Regions from separate parts of the Homo sapiens genome. Here region 2 is linked to region 1. Evidence: chromatin loops called from intact Hi-C (ENCODE). Cell type or tissue: gastrocnemius medialis. All regions are shown on one strand. Links, peaks and the distances in the headings refer to the core of each region. The heading gives the core; the rest is flanking DNA. Region 1 has its middle 500 kb from the start of SGCD. Region 2 has its middle 600 kb from the start of KIF4B.

Evidence for each region. Hi-C counts contacts between places; a loop is a spot of excess contacts. Peaks named below come from ENCODE experiments on the same cell type or tissue, not always from the same donor. Only the 100,000 strongest peaks of a DNase experiment are listed, where the experiment ranks them.
Region 2: a loop joins it to region 1, with 2.8 times the contacts of the local background. A loop is called at or near these places in 5 of 110 quality-filtered maps.

The regions. Positions count from the first base shown.
Region 1 is chr5:155,819,919-155,828,849 of GRCh38, forward strand. It overlaps a transcript of SGCD not described here. Among named protein-coding and RNA genes, the nearest start is that of SGCD, 500 kb to the right of the region's middle. RefSeq lists an enhancer at 8,293-8,352. In gastrocnemius medialis, for the core only: no CTCF peak of the experiment used is centred there; no DNase peak of the experiment used is centred there; H3K27ac peaks cover 351 bases.
Region 2 is chr5:155,612,414-155,621,344 of GRCh38, forward strand. No RefSeq gene overlaps it. Among named protein-coding and RNA genes, the nearest start is that of KIF4B, 600 kb to the left of the region's middle. In gastrocnemius medialis, for the core only: a CTCF peak has its summit at 4,559 (motif pointing right); no DNase peak of the experiment used is centred there.

The DNA of each region.
Region 1 (8,931 bases), core at 387-8,386:
TAGCCTCTCCCTTATCTGAACTGTGTTTTAAAATGTAGAATTATAGTTATACTACTTTGGCATGCATTGATTTCAGTTAGAGGAATTCGGAGGTGGATAGATGAGATTGTTATTTGGAGCTCTTAGTATATTGCAAGACCAGAATGTCCAAGCAGTGTGGCTGTGAGAATAGGGAAAACCAGTTGGGTTTTCTAGTCCTTGGGTCATGTTGAGGGACTAGGACTCCTTTATGCATTTCTCAGCTCAACTCTTTGAAAGGTCAAGCTTTCATCAAAGTCTTAGTATTTTTTGCTGGCTTTCTTTAAGAAATAGTTTTCCTATAGAATCCCTTAGAAAAACTACTTTTTGTTTTTTCTGAGTTTGGCTTCTCAACCCAGCAGACAGGCAGAATTGGAAAGAAAGGTCTTGTCTTCAATCTATAGAGGTGATCAGGTGATCAATTAAAATACTGTATGTACTGTCCGGGTGCAGTGACTCATGTCTGTAATTCCAGCACTTTGGGAGGCCAAGAGGGGTAAATTGCTCGAGCTCTGGAATTCGAGACTAGCCTGGGCAACATGGTGAAACCCTGTGTCTACTAAAAATAAAAAAATAAATAAATGAATAAACAAACAAACAAATAAATAAAACTAGCCCAGTGTGGTGGTGTATGCCTGTAGTTCCAGCTACTTGTGAGGCTGAGGTGGGAGGATAGCTTGAGCCCAGGAGGTCAAGGCGGCAGTGAGCTGTGATTGTGGCTCTGCACTTCAGCCTGAGTGACAGAGTGAAATGTTGTCTCAAGACAAAAATAATAATAAATAAAATACTGTATGTGACTGCGCTTTGTGACTTATTAACTGCCCTACAGATACAAGAGTTGTGGTTATATCCCCTGAACATTTATATTCCAAGTGACCATCACCAGAGAAATTCCTCTGTTGAAAGCAAGTATTTGAACAGTCAAGATCACAGCTTTTGACACCAAGCAGATCAGGGTTTCAATTCTTAAGTCTCTGTACTTCATAGACCACAGAGAGAGCATGGGATTGACATCCACACTGACCCTGTAAGCTTGTTTTGGGGCTTCGATGGGGTAGTACATGTGAATTGCCAAGTCCAGCCCCACAGAGAGTACTCAATAAATCTTAACTTTTATTGGTAGTGTTAGTGATAGTCATAGAAGCACCATTCTAAAGCAAGAGCCAGAAAAAGCAATAGAACAACTCTAATTACCCAGCATATACTTGAAACCTAAACTGAAATTAAAAGGTAAATTTTAAGAAAACAATTGTGTATCCCAAGTCTTCAGAGGCTTATTCTCTTTGACCCAGTTATTTCACATCTAGGATTCTATTCTAAGTAAATAGTCAGGGATTAAGGTAAAGACTTATGTACAAGAACAGTCATTGAAGAGTTTTTTTTTTTCCTTCTTGAGACGGAGTCTCTTTCTCTGTTGCCCAGGCTGGAGTGCAGTGGCCCAATCTCCGCTCACTGCAAACTCTGCCTACCAGGTTCACCCCATTCTCTTGCCTCAGCCTCTCAAGTAGCTGGGACTACAGGTGCCCACCACCACGCCCGGCTAATTTTTTGTACTTTTAGTAGAGATGGGGTTTCACCGTGTTAGCCAGGATGGTCTTGATCTCCTGACCTCGTGATCCACTTGCCTTGGCCTCCCAAAGTGCTGGGATTACAGGTGTGAGCTACTGTGCCTGGCCTGAAGAGTTATTTTTAACAGCGACTGTTAGAACCTACACGTCCATCCATAGGAGAGTGCTTTAATAGAGTGCAATGTTGTTATGAGATATTTATTTTGCAGATTATAAAAAATAATTCAGAAAAATATGTAATGACAAGGAGCAATACTATTTAATCTTTCAGAGAAAAGTCAAGATTATATTATGGTTTTAATGCTATTAATTATACTAATATTTATAAAATATGTGAACTAAATAGATGTCCTTTGCTGAAAGTGGAGATAAAAATAATAACGATAATGCCTATCTTAGAGGATTTTTGTGAAGACTATATGATGGTTACTACATGCCTGACATATAATACATGTTAGCTTTGTCATTGGATGTTGGCTAAATTTAACTTATTTTCTAAATTTTACTTAAACTTCATCATACACTAATGAGAATCTTTTATTTTACAGGAACTGAGCAAGATGCTGGGGATACAGAAATGATTAAGTAGGTACACTGAGCATATGACATTCACAATCCAGTGAGGAGAGAGGCATATAAATAAACAGGAACAGTGGATTTAGAACTATTTAAATTCTAGAGTCAGCTCCTAAGACATGAAACACATATTATCAAAATAATTAGGTGCACAGCCATTATAGGCACCTTTTCGTGAGTTTTAAAAAGGTGGCCCCTCTCTTTAAGAATGAATTATAGAAAGGTACCTCTTGCCCCCAGCTGAATCAGCTGCACGGTAGGGTACAGGCTGGGTTTCAGCCCCTACTGCCCTCTCCTGGTTTATTCCTGCTGGATGCAGGCTGCTCACCTGTTCACAGAGGCCCTGAAAATACCTTTGAAATGTCCTGAAATTGACGTGAAGCACAGTAAATATGATTTGGTGTCTATAACCTTGAACAATAATTATTTTGCACACTGAGGTTTGAGAAATACTGAACTAGATTAAATGATGGAACAAAGGAAAAAATCTATAGGCAGTTGTCCAGATAATCCCTTGTGTTGTATGGGAAATGTGCAGAGAATTCTGAAGTGTTTCTTCTTAACTGCAGAGTTGTCTCCATTATATTTTAATAGTGTCATAAGTTGAATACACATTGATAGTTTTGTTTTCTTGAGCATTGCATAATATAAGGAAAAGCATCGAGCCCAGGGATTCACATATAGCAAATGTTTACTAAATATTAGTTAATCCAAGTATTAACCTTGTTTCATCATATCCACAGGCATAGTGTGCTTTGAAAAGTTATAGAATAGTGCTTGCCTCTCATTTTTTGTTTTCCTCACTGAGGTCCTGCTAAATAACTCTGAGCAGTTGTCACTCCCAAACCCATGGCCATTGGATTAGGCAGAGTTCTTCAGAGACAAAGAACCAATACAGGATATTTACATATCCTTGTCTCTGTCTGTATCTCTCTCTCTCTCCATATATACACATCTCTATTTCTATATCTCTATATCTCTATATCTATCTATCTATCTATCTATCTATCTATCTATCTATCTATCTATCTATCTGGCTAGCTATCTAGCTACCTAGCTAGCTATCTAAAAGGAGATTTATTATGAGGAATATGTTCTTGTGATGACAGAAGCTGAGATATTCCACATTCTGCCTTCTCCAAGCTGGAGACCCAGAAAAGTTATGGTGTAATTCAGTCCTACAGCAGGACAAGATGAGCTGTCCCAGGTCAAACAGTGAAGCAGAAAAAAAAAAAAAAAAAAAGGTCGGGGGGTGGTGGATTTCTTTTTCCTCTACCTTTAGTTCTATTCAGACTCTGAGTGGATTGGATAATGGCCGCCCACATTTGGGAGGAAAATCAACTATACTGACTCTACTGATTCAAATGCTCATTTCATAGGAAAACACCCTTAAGTAAACACACCCCCAGAAGTAACATTTAATCTGGGCACCCCATGACCCAGACAAATGGACACGTAAAATTAACCATCATGGTTATTTGTCTTCTGCAAAGTTGGGAATCCGCCCATGAGCTGAATGGTGCATGATGTGGCTCCGCGGGAACACAATGTGCATTAGCATAGGGTTCTGGACAAAACTGTAAGGTGTCCCCAAGAGAGGCAGAACAGCTTCTGGTGACTAGCTGCACATTCACTCTCTTGCTACAAGTTTAAATAGTAAGCAGTAGCTATAAACTTTGGTTTCAATTTGTTAGACAAAGCATTGCCTGGCTCTTTCTTCTTTACAGAGTTATTATTTCTAGTTTGCTTGTACCTAATGCTTTCCTCCAGGGATTTCAGAACTGTTCAGCTGCAAATTCATATTTGATGTTCTTGTTCTAATCCCAGATTACCGCATGAGGACAGCTGGAACAGACCAAAAGAGAGAAACTCATAGGGGGAAGGAAATCATTAGCCTGTCTTGAGTCACCAGGACCTGATAAAAAGTCAGATTAACAAGGCTTAAGCTGCTATAGAAAGCCAGAGAAATGCCCTCAAATATTAATCTTGAATATTTCCATTCCACTAACATTGCCTGGAAGTATTTTAACATTCACCAGATAGGCATCCCATCTTGAAGAAACGATATGGTTCTGTAAAAAGAATAATGAATTATGTGAGGATTGATTTTCAGTATGGACTTTAGTCCTGCATAGTAATGGAATGTGGACTGGGGAGCAAGGCTGTTTGGATTCACATCCTAACATTTCACTTGATAAGTTGCCTCATTTGTAAAATGGGGACTGTAATAACATCTACCTCCTAGGGCTTTGTGTAGAATATTAACAAAACAGAATCTTGCAAGGGTTAAGCACTCAATAAATGTGAGATACTATTATTATTGTCATTATTGTAACAGATAAAAGTTGGCAGATATTGGTGGATGTATTCATTGTCAAATCTCCCTTTATTAGTCTTTATATTATTAAATAATTGGGAAAATAAATTCATTTTATTTTATATGCACCATAACTTGTTCAAATTTTATTTCTTAATATTGATAATGATTTATCATAAAATTTATAGTTTATGGAGTACCTTCACATGCATTTCTTCCTCCAAGCCCCACAAGGATGATGCAGCTGAGGCTCTGGGAAATTGGTTATTTCATCCAGGGTGCCTGATTGGCGAGTGGTTAAGACTTGAACCCATGTCTTCACACCCCAGATGCATTACTGTAGCTGTTACACTGAGTGGAGGTTGTAAACATACACAGGCTTCGTTGTTGTTAGAATCTTGATTTGATTGTATCGCTACCACTTACTATAGGTCATTTTGTGAGCAACTGCCTAATTTCATGGAATATCAGATTTTATATCAGTAAAAATTAGAGGACAATGACTTCTCTCTACTTGCTATATAAATTAAAAAATATATATATCAGATCACATATAGAGATGGAGCTATCCCAGCTCTGGGTCCATGGTAGTTAACGCAAAGGCAGTCTCTTCCTTCATTTATCGTTGATAATGTACCACACATAGTGCCAAACTATCATTTTTTAAAATCAGATCAATGTTTTCATCAAAGAAAGCTGATGTTAGAGTTTGATTCTAGTGGCACCAAGATCTCCTGTAATCCATGATTGCGTTTGCCAGCCATTCATGGTGATTAACATACTTTTGCGAAAAAGAAGTGACAATGAGGAGAATGAAGGTAATAAGGAGGAAAAAAAGAAAAGCGGACTTCCTCTAGACTTAGAGAACATACAAACTTCATTAGCAGCTAAATAGCAAGGGGAGAGGGTCCCGAACAATGATTTCACTCCTTTGCTGCTGTGAACTAGGTGTTCTAGACATAAAAATAGAGGAAAGACTAGAACATATGTTCAGTGGGTAAATGGCCCTCTGCGTTATATCATCCTGGTGAGGTTTTCTAATTATTCAGAATTATCATTTTGATTGTGAAACAAATGCTTGGTTTAGGGGAATCTTTGGATTAGACTGTGTGCTCCTTGTACTTCGTCTCCATATGGTTCAAGGATTTTAAGGTGAAATGCTACAAAAATGTAGGTGAATGATAAAGTTGCTAGAAGTATGTCAGAGAGGTGTGAGAATTTTGCCTTTTCATACTGTGGGGATTATTTTGTACACTGCTAATTTTATGATTAGTCCTGGATCGAGGAGTGCAAGCAATTGATATATCTTAGATGTTTGACTTTATTATTTGTTTTTTTTTTTTTGTTGTTGTTGTTGTTGTTGTTTTTTGAGACAGGGTCTCACTCTGTCACCCAAGCTGGAGTGAAGTGGCACAATCTCGGCTCACTGCAACCTCCACCTTCTGGATTCAAGCAATTCTTGTGCCTCAGCCTCTCAAGTAGCTGGGATTACAGGCACCTGCCACCACACCCAACTAATTTTTGTATTTTTAGTAGAGATGGGGGTTTCACCATGTTGGCCAGGCTGGTCTCGAACTCCTGACATCAAGTGATCCACCCGCCTTGGTCTCCCAAAGTGCTGGGATCACAGGCGTGAGCCACCATACTCGGCCTAGTTGACTTTAAATAACACAAAAGGAAGTTCCACTGAAAAGGTGAATCCTATTGCTGGTGTAAAGTGCAAACCATTAGTAAGTTAAGCAAGTCTAGCTCTAAAATAACCCAAATCTGCCTATTGCTTTCCAAACTCAGGGCTGCTATCCTATGTCTGTCACATGTGTTTCTCATGTTGATTACAGCATTGGGCTCCCAACTGGTCTCCCTGTTGCCACTCTTTCAGGCTCATAATCTATTTTCTACTCAGTAGCCAGAGTTATCTTTTAAAAACATAAATGAGATGATCTTACTTCCCTGCTTTTGAATCTTCCTGTAGTTTCTAATTTTACTTACTATACTTACAATAAATTCAAATTTACTGTGATGGTCTACAAGACCTGATGGAGTCTGACCCTTCTGTCTATGACTGCATCTCTCACTCTTCCCACTGTGGCTCCATATCATCCACTCTCCCTGGCCATCTTTCTGATGTCAGCCAGACTTTCTTCTGGCTTACATATTTGCATTTGGTGTTCCCTCTGTCTGAATGACTAGAGCCTTCTTGTCGTAAAAGTCTCAGTCCAAATATCACTTCTTCAGGTAGATCTTCCCTTTCTTTCCAGTGTAAGGAACTTTATTTGAAGAACCCTAAATGAAGTTATGTTACTCAATTATTCACTCGTTTAGCTGTCTCTCCCTCAACTGTAGTGCAGTTTCCATGACAGCAAGGATGATGTTCATTTCTTGCTGTTACCATTCCTGGTGTTCAGAAGGCACTCAAGAATCTTTGCTGAATGAATGAGTAATACATCTTAGAATGCTAGTTTCCATGAAAGGGCTACAACCAGTCTGCAGGATCTTCAGGTCAGGAACTGGGCCTTGTGCTGGTTTCCATGATACTGCTCTATACGTGCTCAGGAAATATCTGTTGAATTGGATTCAACCAAAACATTTGAATTTCTGTTCAGTGAGAAGTGTTCCCTATGTAAGAAGAAATTTAAAGCTATGTTTGATAACACTCTTCTGAGAGAAAGCCTGCTTTTTAGTTGACCAGCCATCCCAGTTTGCCTTGGACTGAGGGATCTTCTGGGGACATGAGACTAATGGGTCACCCTACATGCCTTCCACAGCTTTAGAGCCAGAAATACCTAACGGATCAGTTAGGAATTATATTTAGGTGCTAGTAACAAAAGCCAGAAATAACAGTATTTAAACCACAAGAGTTTACTGTTTCATGTAAAATGAGTTCAGGAGTGGGGACATCAGGGATGTATGGCAGCCCTGGTGCATCCACTTCTGAACTCATTTCATGTGAAAGGTCATCAGTGACCCAGGTTTCTTGTATGGTGTCCACTATCCTTAGTGTATGACTCTCATCTCAGAGTAGCCTCATGTTCCAGTGTGGCTGCTGCAGCTCCTTCAGCTATGACATAACATATACATTGCAGCCAGTCACCCAAGGAGTAAAGAGGGACAGAAAAGCACGCTTTTCTGTTTGTTTTCTGTTTGTTTTTCTCTTAAGAAGACTGTTTCATTTAAAATCTGTTTGTATTTCACAAGCTTTCTGTTAAGTAAAGGAGAGATTGGGTAATATGAGATAATCTTTCAGCCGGGCACATAGCCTCTTCTCTAAATAATTCTTTTTTTTTTTTTTTTTTTTTTTGAGATGGAGTTTCACTCTTGTTGCCCAGGCTGGAGTGCAATGGTGTGATCTTGGCTTACCACAACCTCCATCTCCCAGGTTCAAGCAATTCTCCTGCCTCAGCCTCCCAAGTAGCTGGGATTACAGGCATGCACCACCACACCTGGCTAATTTTTTTTTTTTTTTTTGTATTTTTAGTAGAAACGGGGTTTCTCCATGTTGGTCAGGCTGGTCTCGAACTCCCAACCTCAGGTGATCCACCTGCCTCGGCCTCCCAAAGTGCTGAGATTACAAGAGTGAGCCACTATGCCCAGCCTGAATAATTCTTATTAAGAATTTCTGTTACTAAGAAAGAGAGATGGGGTGATGAGTAATACACACTTACTTAGCATCTTCTGCCACATCTAGTTTCACTACTTATTGACTTAGTGACCTTACAAGGGTTGTTTCATTTCTCTGTGCCTATTTTAAAATATGCATTATGGTGATGCAAACAACCATAATAGTAATAGCTACCTATCTACGGGGTTATGCTCTTTGTCAGGCATTTTATGTACATGATGGTCACCCTCACAATAATGCCACAAAGGGTAGGTAATTATCCTTGTTTAGATCAGAGGAGTGAGACTTAGCTATTTGTGGTAAAGCCAGAATTTAAACCCAGAGCAGTTTGGCTCAATACCCATTCTTTCCATTACACTTTGCTTTCTACCTTATTGGCTGTCAAGATTCAATGAGGAAATGAACATAAACTGCTTGACCTGTAAATTTTTGAAATAAACCAACGCAATGATTCTGTTAAGAAAATATCTTGGTTTTCTCTAACAACAACAACAGCAACAAAATATCTATGGTAGATGTGTGTAGGAAGTGATTTGAGGTCACCTTGAAGCCAGCTGACTCTGAAGAACAACCCTTCTTCTTCCCAACTTCTGATGTTGAAAAACTCTCTTTTTCAGAAAATTATATTACTGGTCTGACTCAAATCACTTCTTTACTTTTTATTTTTTTTTTTATATTTTATTTTTTTGAGACAGAGTCTTGCTCTGTTGCCTAGGCTGGAGTGCAATAGCCCGATCTTGGCTCATTGTAACCTCCGCCTACTGGGTTCAAGTGATTCCCCTGCCTCAGCCTCCCAAGTAGCTGGGATGACAGGCATGTGCCACCATGCCCAG
Region 2 (8,931 bases), core at 446-8,445, 210 kb before region 1:
GGAAAGCATCAGACAAACACATACTGAGGGCCACGTTACAAAAATGTAAAACTGACCAGTATTCCTCAAAATGGCCAAGGTCAAGTAAAACAAGGAAAGATTGAGAAACCATTATAGACCAGAGGAGGCTGGGGAGAGACATTACTACTAAATGCAATGTGGCATCCTTGGTTCTCACCAAAGGATGTATAAATTCTCACCAAAAATAAATAAATAAGTAACTTCCCCTTGACGAGATCTGCCTGATCCTTTCCCAGCACAGCTAAAGTAGAATGGCTTGCTGAGTTTGGCAGAACTGCATTTATCTCCTAGAACTGCAACTTACTAGCTGTGTGACCTTGAGACATTACCAAACCTCCCTGAGCCTTGACTGTGGAAAAAAGATAACATGTACTGCAAGGTTATTGCGAGGATCCCAAGCACCTACTACAATATTTGCTGGGATGCAGAAGCGCAATAACTCTTAATCCCTTAAGATATTTATGTGTCCAACAAGTTTTTATTGAGCACCTACTATGTGCCTGCCATGTATTAGGTGTTTGGGTTATATCAATGAATGTTTCCTTCTCTGAATCTTTACATGACAGTGTAGGGAAACAGAAGATTAAGGTGATAAATAGGTAAACTGTATAACATGTTAGGTTGTATATCAAAAAAAGGGCAAAGCGAGTGTGAGAAGGGTAAGTAGGATTTTAGAGAGGAAGATGGAGATAGGCATCATTGATAAGATGATATTTGAGTAGAATTGCCAGATTTAGCAAACAAAAGTGCTGGATACTAGTTAAATTTCAATTTTAGATAAATCACAATTTTTAGTATACATAGTATGTTCAAGATTGCATGTCCATGTCACTATTTATCTGAAATTCAAATTTCAATGGGTGTCCTTTATTTTTATCTAGTAACCCTACAATTTGAGCCAAGACTAGAAGTTCTCTGTGTGTATATCTGCAGGAAAAGAGTTATAGGCAGGGAGAATAGCCCACATAAAAGCCCTAGGGGAAGCTTGAGGAACATCGAGGAGGATAACATGGATGGAGCAGAGTGAGCCAGGGAGGGAGGGACTAGAGGACAGAGAGGCACCCAAGATCCCAAGAGCAGATCGCATGGGGTCTTGTAAGCACTTCTGCTTCTACTCTGAGTGAAATGGGGAGCCATTACAGGGTTTTGCGCAAAGAAGAGGCATAATCTAACATATCCTAGCTGCTGGCTGAGAGTTGACTCTAGGAGGGGCAAATCAGGGACATCAGTAAGGAGTTGTCGCAGTCATTCAGGCAACAGGTGATGGTGGCTCAGACCAGACGAGGGTGGCAGCCATGGCAGTTAGAAGTGGTTAGATTCTAGGTATTTAGAAGGAAGAACCAACAAGATTTCCTATGAGTTGTGAGAGAATGAGAAAAGTCAAAGATAACTGCAAAATTTGTGGCTCAAACAACTGGAAAAATCGAGTTGCCATGATGGGAAAGCTGTGAGTGGAACAGGAATTTGGGTGGGGGCTGGGGCAATGAGGAAGATTGGTAGTTCCATTTTGGATATGTATGGTTTGAGAATTCTGATAGACATCCAAGTAGAGATGTCCAGTAAACATTTGGAATGTGAGTCTGGAGTTCAGGAGAGACATCTGGGATGAAGAAACAAATTCGGGAACATTTTAGCATCTAGATGCCAATGAGACTGGATATCACCAAGGAAGTGACTGTAGAAAGATAAGAGAAACAGGTTTAAGCCCTAGTTTAAATGTTGGTGAGAGGAGAAAGGAACAGCAAATGAGACTGGGGACTGACCAGTGAAATAGAAGAAAAACCAAGACACCATATTGTCCTGAAGGCCAATGAAGAAAATGTATTAAGGAGGAATGAGTTATCAACTGTGTCAAATGCTAACAATAGGTCAAATAAGATATCTATTTATATGTCTGATTTCTAATGGACAATGTTTTTGTTTGACCAGTGAAGAGGGGTCAATGGCAAAAATAGTATTGCCATTGTGCCATCTTGGAAAGTCATGTCTCATTAAATTATAATATGATTCTCCTGGCACTCCCCCTTTCCCTTCTTTCTTTCCCCCCTTGAATACTAGGCTATTGGGAAACACGTTGAGATTCCATATTGTGAAAAATTCTATAAAATAAAGAAGAAAATAGGACCATTTGCTATGGTCTTTTAGCACAAGTACACATTGATAAGCTTTTTCTTTTTCTTGTGGAAGGACTGTGGGTCAGCCCACCAGAGAGCATATGAAGCTTCTGCTTCCTCTCATGAGCTGACTGGCTGGGTAGGTGCTTTCATGGATTCATGGCCAGCCTGTTGTAACATTGCTGGTTCCCCACCCAGGCCCTCACTCTCCAGACAGAGACAAGGTCCTGATGAGTTACCTGGTAGTCTATTCAGAAATCTCCCAGCACCCAGGAGACTGAATTCTCTTGCTCTGAGCCTCCTCAATAGCTATTACACAATATATATATATATATATATATATTTTAAATTTTGGAATAATTTTAGGTTTACAGAAAATTTGCAAATATAACAGAAGGAGTTTCTGTATATGCCTCACCCAGTTACCCCTAGTGTTAGAATCTCACCTTGCCATGGTAAATTTGTCAACATCATTATATACCTTTAACTAAACTCAGGCCTTTATTCAGATTTTACCAGATTTCTCCACTACTGTTCTTTTTCTGGCCCAGGAGAGAACCAAGGATGCCACATTGCATTTAGTAGTAATGTCTCTCCCCAGCCTCCTCTGGTCTATAATGGTTTCTCAATCTTTCCTTGTTTTACTTGACCTTGGCCATTTTGAGGAATACTGGTCAGTTTTACATTTTTGTAACGTGGCCCTCAGTATGTGTTTGTCTGATGCTTTCCTCACGATTAGACTAGGGTAATGATTCTGGGGAAGAATGCCACAGAGATGAAGTGCCCTTCTCATCATATCACATCAGGGGGTACAAAATATTAACATAACTCTTTGCTGGTGATGTTAACCTCGATCATTTTGTTATGGTGGTATTTACCAGATTTCTCCACAGCAAAGTTACTATTTTTTCCCCTTTCCATACTCTTTTCTTTGAATACAAGTCACCAAGTTCAGCCTATAGTCAAAGAAGGTGAGAGATTAAGCTTTACTTCCTAGAGCTTAATAATAATATATACCTATATTATTTGAAATTTTTCTATAAGGAAGTTTTTCCCCTTCTTATTTACTTCTTGTTCATTAACTCAATCTTTTATTTATATCAGCATGAATCATTATATTTATTTTATACTTGTGTTATAATCCAACACCATGTTACTTATTTTGGGTTCAAATTCTTCCAGCTTTGGACATTAGGAGCTCTATCAGGTTGGATTCTGAATCTCTTTGACATGTCTCCATTCTTTTTCTTTTGTTTTAAAAGTAGAAGTACTTTATGTTTATGGATGAACATTTTTTACATGAAATACTGGCACCCATGCTATGTATGGGGGTTTGTTTCCTAAATAAATATGAGTTTTCAATTGAATTCAGCTAGGTTTAGACACAGCCTGAGCTTTAATGCTAGAAAGAACTACTGAGGGAAGCTTCTGGAATCTAATTCTTTGAAGATTTCTCAAAAACAAAAAAGTTTCATACTACCAAAAGTTGCACATAGGGTACTGGTGGTGGGGCCAGAGATAATGTTCTATGATTTCTGAAATTTTTTCTTCTCATTTTATTTTATGCTATTTCCCCCCTTTTAATTGATACATAATAATTGTATATATTCATGGGACACATATGCTATTTTTGATACATATAAGATATAATGATCAAATCTGAGTATTTAGCTTACCCATCACCTCAAACATTTATCATGTATTTGTGTTGGAAACATTTCAAATCTTTTCTTCCAGCTATTTGGAAATAAACTTTAATTCATTATTAACTGTAGTAGTCACCCTACTGTGCTATTCAACACTAGAACTTACTACTGCTTTCTAACTGGTTGCTTGTGTCCATTAGCCAACCTCTCTTCACCACCCCCCTCCACTTCCTAGACTCTGGCAGCCACTACTTCAGTCCCTACTTCCATGAAATCAATTTGTTATCTCCCACATATGAGTGAGACCATGTGATATTTGTCTTTCTTTGCCCAGCCCATCTCACTCAACATATTGACCTCCATCCAGTTCCATCATGCTCCTGCAAACAACAGGGCTCCTTTCTTATGGCTAAACAGTATTCCACTGTGCATATACAAGACAATCTTCAACCGTTCATCCGTCCATGGACATCTAGGCCAACTCCATATCCTGGCCACTGTGAAAAGTGATATAATAAACATGGGGGTGCAGGGTGCAGGCAGTTTTTGTTTTTAGCATATCTTTAAGACACTGCAAGGTGCTCCAGGCTCATCATGTGTTTTCCCTGGAATCATGGGATCAGCCATTTCTCCATGGGGCCGTGCTTCTTTTTTACTGGAAAATCATAGAAAAAGCAAGCAAGATCTGGGCAATGGGTACCCAAAGGCATATTACTGGGTCAAAAATACTCTCCCAGGAGGGCTCATGAACCACCTGCACCACTTGTGTATTACCCAGGGGTTGCCAGCAGGGGTCACCAAGTGACTGGGTTGGGGGTGTGATTGTATTGACAAATTGGGGTTAAGGACACCACCACAATCTTCTGGTTGGAGCCCACCTTACAAGCAGGCAGAAGATACTAGTATGGTTTGAGAGGCAACAGTAAGTCCCCTCTTTCCTCACCATTCCAAAATATCTTCCTTTCCCTTCATAAGATTCCTGAAATTCCTGCATTGGAGTTTTAGCCTTTTAGTCTTTTAAAAATAGCTTCCGATTAAAATAAAACCAGACTTTGATTAAAAATTATCTTTGATTCCCGTTTAAAATGTAGATAAATCACTTGCCTCCAGTGGCCTCAAATTTAATCAGAGTTGGATCATAGTATTCATCTAGAGTTTAGGCTTTGTCCTGCAAGTCGTCAGGGAGCCCTGAATATTTTTGGCATGATCTGCAATGCATTTTTAGGGTGATAATGTTGTGGTTCATATGTATATGTGTGTGTGTGTGGTGTGTATGTACGTAGGTGTGTAAATATGTATATGTATATGTGCCTGACACCTAGTGAGAGCTATAGAGTATTTGCTATAATTAATGTCATTAGTAGTAGTGGTAACAGAACATTCTAACCATAGACGGCTCTCTCCAAACTTCCTGCTGTTAATTTGTGACACAGTGTAAGAACAAGTGTGTATATATACGCACATACTTCCATTGACTTCTCACACCCTATGAGGTTAGTACTATTTTTATTTCATTTTACAGGTGGAAAAATTGGGGCACAGCAGGGAAATGTAACTTGTCCAAGGTCACACAGCTACTAAATGGAAAAGACAAGATTTAAAGCCAGGCAGTCTGGCTCCAGGTTTCTGGTTCTTAACTATGCTCTGTGCTACTCATTTGAATGTCTGTTCTCCTCTGCCTTCTTCAAGAGAATGCTCCCAAAATGCCACCTAGCCTCATCCCTGGCTTTCATGTCTCCAGAATTTCATATTTCAAGATCCTCCCTTACCAAGATTATTTTTCACAGGCTATCCCCAGCATTGCCCTATCCCCATGAGCCCTTAGGGTCTTTCTCATTTTCTTTATCTTCTCTTTCCCCACTTATCACTGCCTTAGTGGTAAATGAGTTGATATGATTAAATACCTTTCTTTTGGGGCAGGGGATGGGAGGGGATATTTTGTTTTCAAAATAAGGCTACTAGTATAACCCAAAGGAATACATTCTAATGACAAAACAGATGTCAATAAAAGACAAGTGATAATAATAATAATCAGCAACTTATCTTGGCTTAATGTAAACACTCAATAAATGCAGCAGTTAGCATTTATTGAGTGACTGCTTTGTGCCTGATATTGTACTAAGTACTTCACGTAGATACTTTCTTTTGATTCACACAGTAATCCTAGGAGTTTAGCACCATTATTATCTCTCTCTACAGAGAGAACTTGAGAAGTTTCCCCAAGGTCACACAGCATGGAAAAGCTGGAATATGATTGACAATGGTGAGTCTGTAAGAGGCTTCACCCTTGAACTTGATAAAGTACTCACTGTAGTATACCTCAAATGATACCACACCCACAGACCCAATTTCATCTAGTTCGGTGCTGTGCAGAAGCTGTTTGTAGAGAAGGAACACTTAGAAATTGTATTTCCTATCTATTATGGATCAGTAGTTCTACAAAATACATTAACAATGAATTATATGATCACATTCTTGGATGTTATGCCCACGTCAACTTGTTATCCAAGTCTCTCAATGGTTTCTCCTAGTTTTAAACTTACCACAGTAGGTTGGTAACCAGCAGGTCATGGACTGGCATCAATCTGTGAATCATTCTCTGAATGGCACTGGTCTAATAGTATCCTTTTCACAAATGTGATTCACTAAATGTATGTCTAGATATAACTGAATTTTTATTTCTTTGTAAAATTTGTGTTAGACTCTTTGTTCCAACTGTTGGTTATTAAACCCATAGACATTAGACATTAGGTAGACCTGGCACCAGACAAACCTGGATTTAAATCTAATCCTGCCTGTTCTACCTGCATGGCTTTGAGTAGCTTAACCTCTCTTAGACTGTTTTATTGTCAATAAAATGAGGATAATAATATTTACCCAGATGGATTATTGTGAGAATCCATTGAGACAGGGATGACTGGTACATGGGAGACACTTAATAGATTTTGTTACCTAGATTTCCCATCCCATTCCACAGACACTAGACTAAAACTAGATCTTCCTGTGGCCATGACAATATGCAAATTGGGCCAGGCATAGTGGCTCACACCTGTAATCCCAACACTATGGGAGGCCAAGGTAGGAGAATCACTTGAACCCAGGAGTTCAAGACCAGCCTGGGCAACATAGGGAGACCCTGTCTCTACAAAAAATTTAGAAATTAGCCAGGTGCAGTGGTGCACACCTGTGGTCCCAGTTGCTTGGGAGGCTGAGGTGGGAGGATTGCTTGAGCCCAGGAGGTTGAGGCTGCAGTGAACTGTGATCATGCCACTGAATTCCAGCCTAGGCAACAAAGTGAGACATTCTCCTCACCGCCACCACCCACCCCCCGACAGAAAAAAGAAAAAGAAAAAAAAAGTAAAAATAAACATGTAAAAAGATGCAAATCTGATATATATGTTGGGTGGCTGGTAGACCTCCATAAATTATTAACAAATGTCCGAATGACTGACCACTCTCCAACCAATTCTGACTGTGGGGGAAATTTTCCATTTACACCACCTCCCCTGAAGACTCAGGAATCAGGGATGGGGACAGCCTGTGTACTTGAAAGGAGAGGCTCTCTTTGAGCAGCAGTTTCCTATGTGGCAAAGCAATTTTATTAGACTTCAGGGGGTCGGGGCTCCTCTGACCCTGCCCGCTCCCTGGAGCCGGCTGCCCCAGGCTTACCCAGGGAGGACACAGCTCTGAGCTGCCACATGGTGGATGAAGATTGATGTCAAAATATTAATTTAGAGTCAGCACTGCTGATGCAAGCTAAACATGTGCTTCTTTTAGCCTGCGGAGTCAATTGGATTGTAATTCTTCTCAGTTCTCAGCTCAGGAGTGGAAGAGTGTGTCGTTCCTGGAGGGGCATGTTGGCAGGTGCCTCTGAGATCTGAAAGGTTAATGCAGACTGCAAGTGGGGGCTATCTTGTTGGGGGATCGCCAGCTAATTTTCTTGAGATTATAGGATCAGGGAAAGGCAGAGCTGGACAGGGTTTTAGGGATCAACCTTTCTTTTAAAATTAGAGGAAAAGGGCTGATTAAGAGGTCAGGCCTTGGAGTCAGGAGGACACAGGTCACCTCCTGGTTGTGCCACTTATGAGCAGTGTGCTGTTAGGCAAGTGACTTTACCTCTCTGAACCTCAGTGTTCTCATCTGTAAAATGGGGATAATAAAAATGTCCACATCATAGATTATGCCTTGTAGACTAGTCTCATACGTACACATATCATTCATTCTTTATTTCTTAAGGTTTCAAATAAAGTCTTTCTCACAAGACTGATTTATGCCTTTATTCATCACCTGTTTTGCGTCTGTAATAGATGCGTGGATTGCAACAGAGAGCAAAAGCTGACATGCTGTCTGTCCCCATGGAGGCTGCAGTTTGGTGGGAGAGACAGACCCTGACTGAGTCATCCCAAGAAACAATGTAAATACAACAATGATATGTTGGCAGAGGAACAGTGTCAGGTACTGTGAAAGGGCATCATGGGGGAATCTGATTTGGTTTAGAAGGCCAAGACAGGCTTTCCTAAAAAAGCAACAGCTGACCTAAGATCTGATGCACCAGTAGAGGTTTAGGCAAACGGGGGAGAGCAGGGCAGTCTCAGCTGAGGGAAGACCCTGCGTTGCGTCTCCGTGGTCCCTGCTGAGAGAAGAGCAGTGTGCACAATGCTGGGGGAAGTGGTAGGTGACGAGGCTGGGGGAGTAGCAGAAGCCAGGCCTGGGGGTGGCCCTGGTCAGGATTGGTTTTGTTCCTCCCAAGAGTAAGTGGGTGACTGAGTTGACTGAAGATCAGTCTGGCAGCAGGGAGGGAGGCAGAGTCTGTGTTCACGAGCCTGTGTTCCCAGGAGTTCTTTTGTCCTAGTCTGAGCCCAGGCTCTGCCCTCTGCTTTTGTTTCCCTTATCTATTGGGTTCACTCTTTCCTCTGTTGTGGCAGCACCGGCCTCCCCTTGGTCTCCAGCCCCGCAGAATCTGACCTGCAATTCTCCTTGCTGCTGTTTCAGCTCTCCCTGGCTCCTTTCCCTCCATCCTTCCTTCTGTCATCAAACGCACCTCTCTTTGCTGTGGCTTCATTGGTCCCTGTAGATGTGTTTTTTCCTCTCTGCCCTCCTGTCATCTTTCCTCTGACCGGTCATCAGAGAGATTTCCTGCTACTGGGGAT